Regions from separate parts of the Mus musculus genome. Here region 2 is linked to region 1. Evidence: chromatin loops called from intact Hi-C (ENCODE). Cell type or tissue: heart. All regions are shown on one strand.

Region 1 (2,500 bases):
GATTCACTGGCTATTTTTTCCTTTAAAATCCGCAGTAAGGCCTACTGAGGAGCAATCCTTTCTCAGCTGAGACCAGTTAAGAAAAATGGCCCTGCGTTCAAACAATAGATAGGTGGGGGCATCTGCACAGGTGTTGATGACACCGTTACACCTTCGGGGAGGTTGAGCAAGCGATTCCTGTGGCCTTGGTTCACACAGTGACAATATTGTTGAATATAGTGTCTGTCGGCTAAATGGCCCCAGCTCCGGGCGACCGGGCCCAAAGGTATATGAGTGATTCTCACACACCCTCGCCCCCACCCTTTTCCGTACCTCGGGCCACAGTCACCCGCTACGCGACCCACAATAACAGAACCTCGCTCCGCTCACTCCAAAGACAATGCGTAGGGGGTGCGTGGGATAGGCTGACTCATAAGTTCAAGAGAGCGGTGACAATAGCCCAGGATCCCCGAATCCACCAGGGCAGGGCGGGAAGATGCTCTCCTGAATGAGCAAGAGCCGCGGCGGCGATCGTGCCCACTCCGCCCTACTGACCTTGTAGCCGCCCCAGACGAACATGTGGCGCCCATCGCTGACAGCGACGTGGCCGCTGCGTTCAGCCGGGCAGGCCAGCTCCATGGCCTCGTAGTTCTCGAAGGCCGGGCCCGGCAGATCCTCCGCTCGAGCATCCTCGTTGCCATCAGCCATCTTGAGGCTGCACCGCTGGCCACCGAGACCGCTCCGGCCCCGCAGACGGGAGACAAAGGAAAGCGGAGCGGTGGACCGCGGCGCGCAGCCAGCGCTGACGACCCGCCTGTCCTGCGCTACGCCTCCGCCTCCGGGACGAGCGCTGGGGCGCGCGCCGACAGCGGCTGCGGGTCTCGCGGGGACCGCGCCGCGGCCGGGTCCTGGCTCAGAGCGGGAGAGCGGCCGACGGGGCTCGCACTCGCAGCCCGCCCCGCCTCCGGCCGCCGGGGCCTTGTTTATGCCGCCGCCGGAAGTCGTCCGCAGCGGACACTGTCCCCACGCTCCGGAAGCGCTCTCGCCCCCTGCGCTGCTGAGCCTCCCGTCGTCCGGTCCCACCGCAGTGCTGTCCTACTGCTGTGTAGTCCTCCCAGTCGGGCCCTTGGGCATCTGAGTCCTCCCAACATCCGTCCTCCCGCCTCAGGGTGCTCTGGCCTGGATAGTTCCTAAACCATAACAACCCACCCTTGGGGAAAGAATGCGAATCCCAGACTCACAATCTGGGCTTCTAAGAGGCCAAATGAAAATTACGAATTATTTAAACCCAATTCCTCGCCCATAAAATAAGGCTGGTCTGGAAAACACTTCAGGCTCCTCATTTAAATGGTGGCTCTCCGTGCTGCTCATCTTGTCTTTTTTTTTTTTCTTTCTCCCTCTCTTCGTTTTGGGACTGCTAAATATATACTGAGCAAAATACACACTTAACAAAAACGACCAAAAAAAGCTTTTCTCTTTGAAACTCTCACCAGTTGCTGGAGATGTACTTGCTGAAACACAAGAGTTAAGGGTCTGGGGTTTGAGATTAAAGCGCTGGGATAAAAGGTGTGCTCCACCAGGCAGATTCTGTTTCTTGACCAGATTCATCCAGGTCTCCCTGGGGCAATTTTGCCATGCAAGAGATGTCCAGTGCCCTTGGTGCTGTGCTGAGGGGGGCCTTCCTCACTGCCATTGCAAGAGACAGTCAGAGAGAGAAATGGCCTTCCTGCTGCTGCCCAGGGTGTATACTGTCAAAAAGAGATTGGCAGCGTTTCCACCAGCCACTTCGTGCTGGATGACACTGGAGAAGAAAATCTAGCATCAGTTTCATGTTTGGCGGGTAGAAGACATCTCTCACTGTTGGCCACAACCTCTCACACTGCAAATCTGCTGTAATGTGAATGACCAATTTGCACTAAGCTGAGGTTTGTGGTGAGCAACTGATCGTCCAACAGTGGAAATCACCTTGCCCTAGGGGTCAGGAGCATGCAAGTGGATATTCCTCCACAGATCAGCCTTATTCCAGATGAGCTGCACTTGGACACATTTTACTGCCTCGTGATTATTGTTTGCAAGAAAAATTTGATGGTGTTGTGGGGATAGCCACTAGAGAGGACAGCTCAGACATGAACTTAAGGCAATAGAAAGTCTTTATTAGTTTGGGATCCCAGTGTAGCAACGAGCCTTTCTCAGAGTGAGCTTTTAAGCACAAAACCCATGTTCTGGACGGATACACTTCAGTTAACAAGAACAGTTAGCATCCCAGAGAATCTTGCCACAGAAGCCAGATGAAGGTAATCTACACCACAGAGCCACTGCTGTCCCTTGTCCTCAAGAGACTAGACTTCTGTCACTCCATGAGACTATCAATAGTTACAAATAGTCCTGGGCCATTGTAGAAGGATTTTTATCCAGCAACATGGCTACTCTGATTGGAATACAGACACACCCTTAGCACACACTTTAATCTCAAATGATGAAGGTAAAGTTAGTTTGTAGAAGGAAGCACCCATGTTTGAAA
Region 2 (2,500 bases), 54 kb after region 1:
CACGAGTAACTGGAAACCAGAGGATGAGACGCTCAGGGCCAGCCTATGGTACTTGAGATCTGTGGGTTTGTCTGGTTGGTTGGTTGGGTTTTGTTTCTGGATGGGAGAGCTAGCTGTAGCTCATGCTCCTGTTTGTTTCAACACCTGAGAGGCACAAACAGGATGCTTATCCTGAATCCGAGCCTGACCTGGGCTACACATGAAATTCCAGGCCAGGCAGTGTGAGCTGCAGTCTGAGATCCTGTCTCAAATAATTAACAAAGCAAAATAAAGCTCCAGAATGCAGCCCCCAGTGTCACATGACCACTGAAGGGTCAATGCCTTTCTTTATAAAATGAAGATGTGGGGCACGAGAGATGGCTCTGTAGTTAAAAGCACTGGTTGCTCTTGCAGAGGACCTGGGTTAGATTCCCAGCACAATCTGTAATGCCAGCTCCTAACACCCTCTTCTGACCTCCATGGATACAGGATGCATATATATATACACACACATACATATATACATACACACACATGTATATATGCAAAACATTCATGTACATAAAATAAATTTTAAAAATTAACATTACAGATTAGACCCTAGTCGATAATCCCATATGATTAGGACATACCAGATATAGTTGGCACACAAAAAACCAATTTTTCTTTTTTTCTTTTTTACTTATACTGCACTAAATTAGGAATAAGCACACAAAACAACAAAACCCACTCGGACCTGATAATTCTTAACACACACAGTATGCACTTTATTTCGTTGTGTTACAGGTCTGTCATTTAAGGGCACTGAGGAGGTCAGAAGATGTTATCTTCTATTTGCAGAAGAGATTCCGTAGGGCTTATTTTCTAATCTGTAAACAAACGGGGTGGGCAGGTACACCTGAATTATTTTTCCAACTCGATAATCCTTGTTATCATCCTACGATCATAGAAACAAAACAAACACACATTCCAACCGCCATGGCAATACGAATTTTCAGCCACAAAACTCTGTGGTGGAGTGTTGCGAATACGAATCTATTTTGAGACTCCAGAGGTACTTAATTAGCAAAGAAATGCCACTAAAAATAGCTGATAAATTTAACTGCTTGGTGACTTCCGTATTTTGAGTAGCACGGTGGCAATGATACCAAACAACGCGGCACGACGTTCTGGGGTCCTCTCCAGTCCTGAGCCACGGAGGCTGGAGGGGTCACGCACCCCGAAACCCCGTTTTGTGGCTTTGGGAGCGGGAGCGATGTGGGCAGCACGGCAGGCGGCTCGCCTGGGAGCCTGTGGGAGTGCTGCGTCGCCGGCCGTCATCCCCCTGCCTCCGCTCCCGCGCCGCCCCAGCGCCCGCCCCTTCCCCTTACCACGTAGCCCCCCCACACGTAGAGGAAGTGTCCGTCCACCACTGCGCAGTGGCCGCTGCGCTCCTCGGCCACGCAGAACGCCTGCGGGTCCGCCATCCGCCCTCCGGGGCCCAGCCAGCTCGGCGCCCGCTCGCACGCGCGAACGGAACGCGAGGAGGGTCCAGATTGGCGGAGGCGGAACCGAGGAACCTGCGCGTCTGCGCGGCCACCGCCCCGGACCGGGGCCTGGCCGCTCCCGGGAGCACCGGGCGCTGCGAAGACACTGCAAACCTCTCCCTGAAGCCTCTCTGCAGCCACTGTCTGGGCTTCTTAGGGCTCTATTAATCAAGAATGGTTTCTCATGAACTTACTTTATGTATGTGAGTGTTCTGCTTGTATGTATGTATGTATGTATGTATGTATGTATGTATGTATGTATGGTGTACATCCTGGACCTGGAATTATGGGCAATTGTGAAATGTGGCTGCTGGGAATCAAACCTGGGTCCACTGCAAGAACAAATGCTCTTAACCTCTGAGCCATCTCTCCAGCTCCATGGTGTTCATTTGGAAAGTGAGCTTTCTTTTTCTTCTTCTTCTCACAACTGTACAAAGTATTGGGTTTATGAACCCCAACTGGGCCAGCTTATTGACCTGAGCATCCTCCTGGCTGTGTGTGTGTGAGAGAGATCATTTTTTAACACGAGCAGTGCTCCAATGCCAGTTCTGCTTCAGCCTCGGTAATACATGGTTTCAAGACGCATATGAGGTTTTTTTGCTTTTGTAGGGCCTGGGTGTCCCTGGTTTTCTTCACGTGTACTTCCGTGCTAATCGCTGTAGAAGGTGTTGGTACCTGAGGCACTGAGTGTTCTATTATTTCTTCGTGGTGATATTATGTGGGAACACAGGCACAATTCCCCTTTTCTAAACACGAAAGGAAACATTATTGTCTTGCATCTTTCATTTCCCACTTGTATACATTTTCTCTGGGGAGAGGAGCGAACCTCAAGTCTTCCTTGAAGAACCAATGATTTTAATTACAGTTACATGAGCATAGCTATTCCACTGAATAAAATGTCTCTGCCTAGCAACTGTTAACTGCCTACAAAAGCTGGGGGTGGGAGCTTGAAACACCCCCCCCCCTTCCTTGCAACTGTTAACTGCCTTTAAAAC

The links. Hi-C counts contacts between places; a loop is a spot of excess contacts. Peaks named below come from ENCODE experiments on the same cell type or tissue, not always from the same donor. Only the 100,000 strongest peaks of a DNase experiment are listed, where the experiment ranks them.
Region 2: a loop joins it to region 1, with 2.5 times the contacts of the local background. A loop is called at or near these places in 12 of 42 quality-filtered maps.

The regions. Positions count from the first base shown.
Region 1 is chr12:69,295,182-69,297,681 of GRCm38, reverse strand. It overlaps Klhdc2 (kelch domain containing 2), which reads right to left and starts at 1,001. Exons shown (of 13, transcript NM_027117.3): 1 at 535-1,001. The coding sequence starts at 687. In heart, a CTCF peak has its summit at 1,086; a DNase peak (open chromatin) is centred at 991; H3K4me3 peaks cover 1,799 bases; H3K27ac peaks cover 2,072 bases.
Region 2 is chr12:69,240,863-69,243,362 of GRCm38, reverse strand. Klhdc1 (kelch domain containing 1) reads right to left here and starts at 1,531. Exons shown (of 13, transcript NM_178253.5): 1 at 1,350-1,531. The coding sequence starts at 1,445. In heart, no CTCF peak of the experiment used is centred here; a DNase peak (open chromatin) is centred at 1,492; H3K4me3 peaks cover 1,768 bases; H3K27ac peaks cover 1,353 bases.